Regions from separate parts of the Homo sapiens genome. Here region 2 is linked to region 1. Evidence: chromatin contacts called from ENCODE Hi-C or POLR2A ChIA-PET data. All regions are on one chromosome and are shown on one strand. Each heading gives the region's core, a stretch centred on a gene start or an enhancer-like site at or near the end of the contact. The rest is flanking DNA. Distances are from core to core; before and after follow the strand shown.

Region 1 (4,111 bases), core at 1,128-3,627:
AAACTAGAGGAGACGTAGAGAAACTGCTTAGGGAGCTTATGCAAATCTAGGGGAGCCTGGGAGGATAGGCAATTTGGTACACTAGAAAGAGCAATGGCCTTGGAGCCAGATGGATCCAGATCCTAGCTCATTTTGAGATTTTTCATGATTTATTTAACCTCCCTGAGACTCAGTTTTCTCATATGTAAAATGGCAATGGTCATCTTGCTGGGCTGTTGCGAGGTTTGAGATAATATATTCATATTCAGCACACAGGTGCAATGAAACTGAGGTGTTTGAGGTCACACTGCTAGTAAGAGGCAGAGCCAGATTTTGTAGGATGTAAACCTATGCCTACGTGCAGTTAAAGACCATGCTTGCTCCACTATTCCGCAGTGCCACCAAGGACTCTGGCCTTCAGGAGCATGAGCCAGAACTGCACCCCATGTGACCAGAGTCAAACTTCCAACCCAGAGGGACCTGTATTATTCCCTGGCACCTGGTCATTCTCCTGAAGGGTAAGAGATGGAGGCACCTCACCCATCTCACTCTTCCCTCTTGGTTTGGCTCTTCAGAGCAAGGGGCTTCACCTCAGAAGGGTGAATTTTCCCTGGCACATATTTTTCTTATGGATTGGGGCTTCACCCTGCTAAACTAAGCAGAACCTAACTTAAAATGAAAAGGGAGAGGGAAATCATATGTGCACTTGTTTAAAACATTGAGCAACTGAATCAATTTAGAGTAGGTTTAAAGGAGGTCAGGGCTCCAGCTTCTATTCTCATATAAGCCTTGAACAGAAAAACCACTCAGCCATAGGTTGTGCCAGAACCCATTTTATGGCCTTTTTTATTGTTAGATACAGGGTCTCATTCTGTTCCCCAAACTGGAGTACAGTTGCATGATCATAGCTCACTGCAGCCTGGAACTCCCAGGCTCAAGCAGTCGTCCTACGTCAGCCTCGCAAGTAGCTACGACTCCTCAGCTTGCAGGTAGCATGCGCCATCATGCCCAGCTAACTTTTTTATTAATTTTTTTTTTTTTTTTGGTGGAGACAGCAGTCTTGCTATGTTGCCCAGGCTGGTCTTAAACTCCTGGCCTCTATCAGTCCTCCTGCCTAGGCCTCCCAAAGTGCTGGGATTACAGGTGTGAGCCACCATGCCCAGCCTGTTCTTAATTCTTCATTTGCCTTTCCTCTCCTAAAAATTGCAGGTTACCCCACAGACTACTCTATTGCTTTCCATGTAGCCCAAGCCTGATCTTTGTTCCCACTCCACCACTAAGTGCATCCTTGGCAAGTTACTTGACTTCATTAAGCCTCAGTTTCCTTGTTGTAAGTGTTGCTTTGAGGATCAGTGAGGTAATCTACTTAGCATGGTGCCTGGCATATGGTAAGTAAGCACTCAGTAAATATTAGACATTATTATTAGTAGTAGTATCTAACCACTTCTACTTCCCTGTGTGACCAATTTGAATCTTTACAGCCACTGGTTCTTTGCAAATCCTTCTAGGAAAGCCTACTTTCTGCCAATGTCACATGGTTATCTCACAGTTAGGGCTCTTAGCAACTAAACTGATCTCACTTACGTTTGATTACTTTGATTTAAAGTCCCAAAGGAACCATCTCAGTAAACAGATCTCTACCTAAACTTTCTGAGCTCAGATCTCCTCCTCTGTGAATCAACTTTCAACAATAATTGTAGATTCTGAAGCATTAACAGGCCCTCCCTACATTTGTTGCATAAATTTGTTAATAAATGATTATTCTTTTGTTGGTTCATTTATGTATATCTTATCATTAAGGCATTCAATTTTTAAACTAAGTTTTAACTACCTGCAGCATTCCAGGAATTGTGCTCTTTAATTAGATTGTAAATTATTCAGGGGAAAGAGTTGATCTCTCATTTCTTTGAGTTTCCTAAAAGTCCAGCACAGTTCTTGGCACACTGGAGGGAACCTCACAGTTCTACGCAATTACTGTGTCCTTGAAAAAATGAATGAAATAATCATTTGGGGACAGTACATTTTCCATTGGGTAGTTGGGCTGGCTACTGAGTGAAGTCTATTATGAATCGCCTTGCGAAGTGAAGGGTTCTTCTGTAATGGGGAGGATCCTCCAGTCTTCGTGTATGTGTGAACTCGGAATTTCATAGACGGCCTTGGCTCACGATCGGTTTGGCACTTCGCGTTCCTAGGCCACAGGACGTCGAACCTCGGGCGACAGCAGCCTCCCGCTAGGGGGCTCCCGACTTCCCACGGAGGTTCCACCTGTACTGCGCAGCCTCCGTCCGGGAGTGGGCGGAAATTCCCTTGCTGACGCGCGTGACGTCACCGGAGGGCGCGGTCTGCTAGAGGGGGTGGGGCATTCCCCTGCAGCAAGGGGCGGGGCCACCCCAACGCCGCTTCTGCGGCCAAAGTAGGTTGGGAGTGGAAGGTGGTGGCTGCTGCTCCGCAGTGTCGGGAAGATGGCGCCGCCGGTGGCAGAGAGGGGGCTAAAGAGCGTCGTGTGGCAGAGTGAGTGCGGTGGGGTAGGGGTTGAGAGAGGGAAGGCCGGGAGGCTGCCGTGCCGGGCCTCGTTTTGCAGCCCCAACCCAGCGGTCTGTTGAGGAGCCGCCGCGAGCACTTGTTGCTTTGGGACCTGTGTGAGGACTTCTTCCTGCTTTCCTGCCCTGCCTTATTCCTTGCCAGCACCAGGGATGGGCGGGGTGCGACGGGACGCGGCCTTCTCGTTGGCGTCGGGCACCCCCTCGCCTCGGCCGCGCTCTGGCCGCGAAGCTCCGCCCCGGGTGAGCCGCCCGGCCCGGCTTTCCCTCCCGCGGAGCCCGTGCGTGCCCTCGGCCGCGCTCCCCACTCTTCTCCGCTCCCGTCCGCGCTCCACCAGTTGGGGATGTCTCTCCATCCGAGACAATTCGGGCGCTGTTTATTCCGCCCCCATCTCCACCCCACACTGGAGTTTGCAAGGACTGTTTATTCTGCTTATTCGTGTTAGTATCAACCCGTGCTTTTCAAAAAACCTCACTGTTTAACAGACTCATCTTCCCCTATTCCGAGAGGAGCCTACTTTCTGAAAAGTTCTTGAGAAGAGACCATTGGAATGACCGGTGTCCAGCCGTGACATCTTCCTGCATAGCCTGGGCAAGAGCCGCTCCTTCCGTTTTCCCTACTCTCGGGGGCCCCTCCCTGCTGTTAGGACCGGACTCCTTATTGGTTACTGATGTTCTGCGGTATCATCCACAACTTTCATAAACATCGCTCCAAACCTAGGTCTGGCAGGTTAGAGAAAGAATGAAACCACCCAACAGGAATAACCATCATTGTTTGGTATCTCTGAGTTCAAGATAATTATGGCCTAGTAGTGGAAAGGGAGTAGCATCTAATTAGTATTTCTTAGTCCAACTTGTTGAACAAAAAACAAATGATTTAGTCAGCAGAATTCTGGGAGTTAGAGTTCCTTGTCTAAAATTAAAAATCCAAATCAGTAACTGGGATAGTGCTTAACATATAGCAGGCACTAAGCAAATGTATAAATAGGTGAAAAATATGAAATTATCTTTTAAAAGATTAGATAATTTTAAGGTTGGCATTTGCTTTTTCAAGATTTACATGGCTGACTTAAGATTTGAGATGTTTTAAAACAATGGTATTTAAATACATTTATGTGAAAATGGGTAACAAATTGTGTTGTATAATTTCCAAGATATATATGTGATTAACATCCGCATGTATGTATTTAAGCCAGTTCTTTACATATTGAATCATAAGCTTTTCCCTTTTTCACATTTTCCTTCTGATCCTCATACAGATAAAGACATTGTTTTTATTATCTGTCATTCTGTGACTTCCTTTTTTTTAAACAACTGACATTGACTCAACATTTTTCATGTTGCTTCACAATCTCGTAATTAACATTTTAAATTGCTTTTTAAATACCTTGAGGTGGCAAAAAATTTTGATAGCAGAAAAGAAAAGAAAAAATTATGGCCAGGTGCAGTGGTTCACGCCTGTAATCCCAACACTTTGGGAGGCCGGGGCAAGATGATCACCTGAGCCTAGGAGTGGGCAACAAAGTGAGACCCCATCTCTACAAAAAAATTTTAAAATTAACCATGTTTGGTGACATGCACCTGTGTTCCCA
Region 2 (4,111 bases), core at 1,205-3,704, 160 kb before region 1:
CCATCAACATCAAGGTTTGCTACCAACAAAAAGATTACTACTCACTGAAAGCTGAGATGATTGTTGGCATTTTTTAGCAATAAAGTATTTTTAAATTAAGGTATATACATTTTTTAGACATAATGCTGTTATACACTTAATAGACTAAAATATAGTGTAGACATAGCTTCTTTATGCACTGGGAAACCAAAAAATGAATGTGACTCACTTTATTGTGATATTTGCTTCACTGCGGTGGTCTGGAAGTGAACCCATAATATCCCTGAGGTATGCCTGTATTCCAGGCCATTGAACTATTTATATTATTCTTCACTGCAATTTTTTTACATTATGAGATTATTTTTTAGTGTTTATTCTATTATCTACACAAAGTATAAAGATTGTAATAGCTATCTTAATTTGTATTAATCTGCCATAATATATATAGTGGCTATAATTTTTATTAAATTCAGTTTTTCAGGACTAGATTTTACATATCTAAATTCTGTTACGAATTCTTAATTTTTTTGTGGCAATTTATAGTCAGCAAATGCTATCATGTGTCATTTTAGCCAGTGAGTTTTATGTTTGTTATTACTACCAATAATAATCATCATGGTTTGGATAGAAGACTTAACAGAATTTTTTCTTTCTTAAGCAAATCCAAGAGAGAATTTTGAGCATTGCCCTCCAGCTCTGTAGCAGGGTTTAGGCAGCAAAGATCTTCAGGGTAGAAATGTCCTGCTTTGGGGTAGGACAGAAACAGACTTGATAAGCGCATGAACAGATACATTGCAGAGAATATGGTAGCTGAGTGGGGGAGCAGAGTAGAGCATATTTGGGGGATGCAGTGAAGGACAAGACTGGAAAGGTCCTCTGGGAACCAGAATTTGGCAGGCCTTGGGTGCAGTCACATGAAGATGATTTTATTCTTTAGGTAATATGATTTGAACCCCCCACACACACTTTCTCCTGATCAGCATACAAAATGTGGAAAATATATAAAATTAGAAGAAAATGTTACCTATCAGAGGTAATCACTGCTAATATCTTAAAATATAGCTTTCCAGTGTCTTCCATTTTGTGTTTTACACAGTTGAAACCAAATTACATACATAATTTTTTATGCTGCCTTTTGTTTTTTGTTTTTTTTTGAAACAGGGTCTCACTCTGTCATCCAGGCTGGAGTGCAGTAGCACAGTCATAGCTCACTGCACCCTTGACCTCCCTGGGCTTAGGTGATCCTCCTGAGTAGCTAGGACTACAGGTGCACACCACCACACCTGCTAATATTGTATTTTTTTTGTAGAGATGGAGTTTCACCACATTGTCCAGGCTGGTCTTGAACTCCTGAGCTCAAGCAATCCACCTACCTTGATCTCCCAAAGTGCTGGGATAGGAATGAGCCATTGTGTCCAACCCTCCTGCTTTTTTTTTTTTTAACTGAACATTGTAATATAAGCATGTACCATGTTACTAAAAACTTTAGTATATTTATTTCAATAATACTATGCATATTCTTTAATGGATGGAGTGTAAATTAAGTAACAGTTCTTCTGTTTTGGTTATTACTGTTGTTTCCTACGTATTCCCTTTATTGCTAATTCTGTGCTGTTAAACATTTGAGTGTAAGAAGCAAGTGAGGTATATGACAGTATGTGGTAAGTGGCTGAAAGTTTAAGTCTGAAAACAGACATAAACTGTTAGGATTGCAGAATAGTTAGGATCGCAAACCTAGATTTTAAGATAATCCACCGGGACAAGATAATAAAGCCAACGATAGTATGCAGGACAAAACACAAGGGCCAGAGGACAGAACCTTGGTAGAAAAAGACCTAATTAGGGCCAATGAGACCAAACATTGGGGAGGTATGTGGTATCACAGAAGCTAACTATGGAAAGTACGTTAGAGGACAGGGTGTTCAGCTCTGCCATAGCGTAGAGAGATGGGGTAATATGAGAGATGCTCTGTTTATTTGGCAATCAGCAAGTCTTCAGGGAATTCTGAGAGAAAAGTTTCAATGGAGTTGTAGGAACAGAAACCAGGTTTCAAGGGATTAGAGAGCAAGCAGGTGGTGAAGGAGCAGAAGTGTGGAGTGTAACTTCTTTTGGAAGCCCTGTTAATGAAGAAAAGGAGAAAAATGCAATTGGGTAAAAGAGACAAGAATAAACAGCAATATTTTATTTATTTTTAGGAGAAGGACTTGAACATGATTATACATTGAGGCAAAGGATTAGTGTAAATGAAAATAGGGATACAAATATTAAAAACAAACTCATGATTGAGAGTCTGTATGCTTTCTTAAAAAATATTTTTTTTTCTGTCCTAAAACCTGATTACTAGTTTAAGAAGAAATTCCCAGACTTTTCCTAATCAAATGCTATTTCCAAGCATTGTGGCTTAAAAACTGGCTTACACCCAAGACTTATTTTATCTTACTGAAATGAGGAACTACCCATAGTATCGATTTTGGACTTTGCATGTTTGCTTTGTTTTATTTAAGTGAGTCATCGCTAGCATAGCATAAGAATAAACGCATTTAGTGACATTTTATTTCTAGTTAACATTTTCTGTATTTCCTTGTTCGCAGATTACAACCACCTTTCAATGGCAGTTTCTGAGAATTCTCTAGTGCTGGTGTCTAAACATGGTTATTAACATTTTATCTGCTATTTTTACCTTTTTGAGGCCAGTTCAGGTTACCATAAGGTTTTGTATTGTTAAAGTATCACGTCTGTGTACCATCCCAGGCATCTTTATGGTTAACAAATGACTTACAGGAAGTGTACCTGAATATCTTATGTGGACAGTTCTGTGGACATCACTATTTCCTTTATGTATGAGGCAGAAATACATAGAAATAGCTTTAGAAATAGCCTCAGGAAGTAGTTAGAAAAGATTATTCATAGTCCTTCCAAAAAAAGGTAATTGGTTGCAAGATTTTGCTTTAAACTAAATTAATAACCTCTTATAAGCAATCATAAATTACCTTTATAATTTCTGTTAATAGAAAAGTAAACAAAATCATCAAACTAGGAATACAGATAATATGCATTTGTAATTATACACAATTGAAAACTGTAACTTCCGTCATTATGCTAATCAAGTGTAAGCCTTCCTGAAGCAACTAGGAACTCAGTAATAACTGCAATATTAGCTCTTACTGTTTGCTCATTCAAGAAACTGAAAATTATTACCAACTGGTAGTAAGTCAAAATGAATTCAAGAGCTATTTTTGCTAAGATAACTTATATAAACCCTAGCTGCCACATGACTCTCTGCTGGTACTGTATTGCCTTCAAAGGAACATCAGTCCGGCATTCAAAATAATTAAGAAGCTATTTTAACTGTTTGTTAGAGTTTCTCTAACCTACCCTGCTCCCTCTGGGGTTTCCTTCTATGTGAGGAGTGGTGTCAGATGGGTCAAGTAACACAATATAAGGCATAAACATGAAATCTGTTTACACTGACTGTAATCAATATCAGCAGGAGATACCACAGCAGGTCTGTGCCACTCAAGGAAGGTCCCAGCATGTATGCTCACTACAGTCCTTTTATATACAGCCATCTATAATCTCATCCTTTTACCAATGCATATGATCCCTTCCATCTCCTCCCCAGACCTTCCTTCAAAGTAGAGCTATATTAATAGTAGGCTGTGCTGCTGTGCCTTTGATTATAAGTTACTTCATCCGCATAAGTGCTGAATTATTGTAATATCATTAGTGTAAGGATAAGCAAGACAACCAGAGCAGAGCCTTCATAGTACAGTTTGTAATAACTCTTTGTGCTGTTTTGTCATACCCTGGCCATGTCGTTGGCTCATTTCTCTCTTGATCTCAAGAATGTAAACACCCTACCATCTTCTTACCTGTATTTCCAAGTATGTCTTGGTGACCCGAACATATTCTTTTGAACTTACTGTTTAATATTCCTGTTCCAGAAAACTGATACATTTTCCTCCTCTGATATTATAGAGTTCCTTTTTGATAATTATACTTGTGAAAATACCAACGGAGGAATACTTTCATAATATGTAGCAGTATTTTTCACAGTACTGGAGGATGGCAAAATTAATAATAATACATAGCAAAAATTTCATTAAACTCCTATTTCCCTTACTCTCAGTAG

Evidence for each region. Hi-C counts contacts between places; a loop is a spot of excess contacts on that map. ChIA-PET counts read pairs that join two places held with the same protein, here RNA polymerase II (POLR2A). Pooled maps may share reads with other maps.
Region 2: a loop to region 1 is called in a pooled map, with 2.4 times the contacts of the local background. The contact joins the enhancer-like site here to the promoter of STXBP3 in region 1. A Hi-C loop is called at or near these places in 2 of 168 maps with a recorded cell type or tissue (ascending aorta and endothelial cell of umbilical vein) and 14 of 50 pooled maps. POLR2A ChIA-PET finds 5 or more read pairs at or near these places in 1 of 52 experiments (B cell).

The regions. Positions count from the first base shown.
Region 1 is chr1:108,744,297-108,748,407 of GRCh38, forward strand. It overlaps STXBP3 (syntaxin binding protein 3), which reads left to right and starts at 2,378. Exons shown (of 19, transcript NM_007269.4): 1 at 2,378-2,490. The coding sequence starts at 2,442. RefSeq lists enhancers at 2,057-2,627, 2,150-2,559 and a silencer at 2,760-2,879.
Region 2 is chr1:108,582,042-108,586,152 of GRCh38, forward strand. All of the region lies in intron 1 of EEIG2 (EEIG family member 2), which reads left to right. Among named protein-coding and RNA genes, the nearest start is that of EEIG2, 24 kb to the left of the region's middle. Within about 2 kb of position 2,455, at least 4 of the 41 ENCODE cell types and tissues checked have a DNase peak (open chromatin) inside an H3K27ac peak, as active enhancers do; they include endothelial cell of umbilical vein, where a contact is called at or near this core.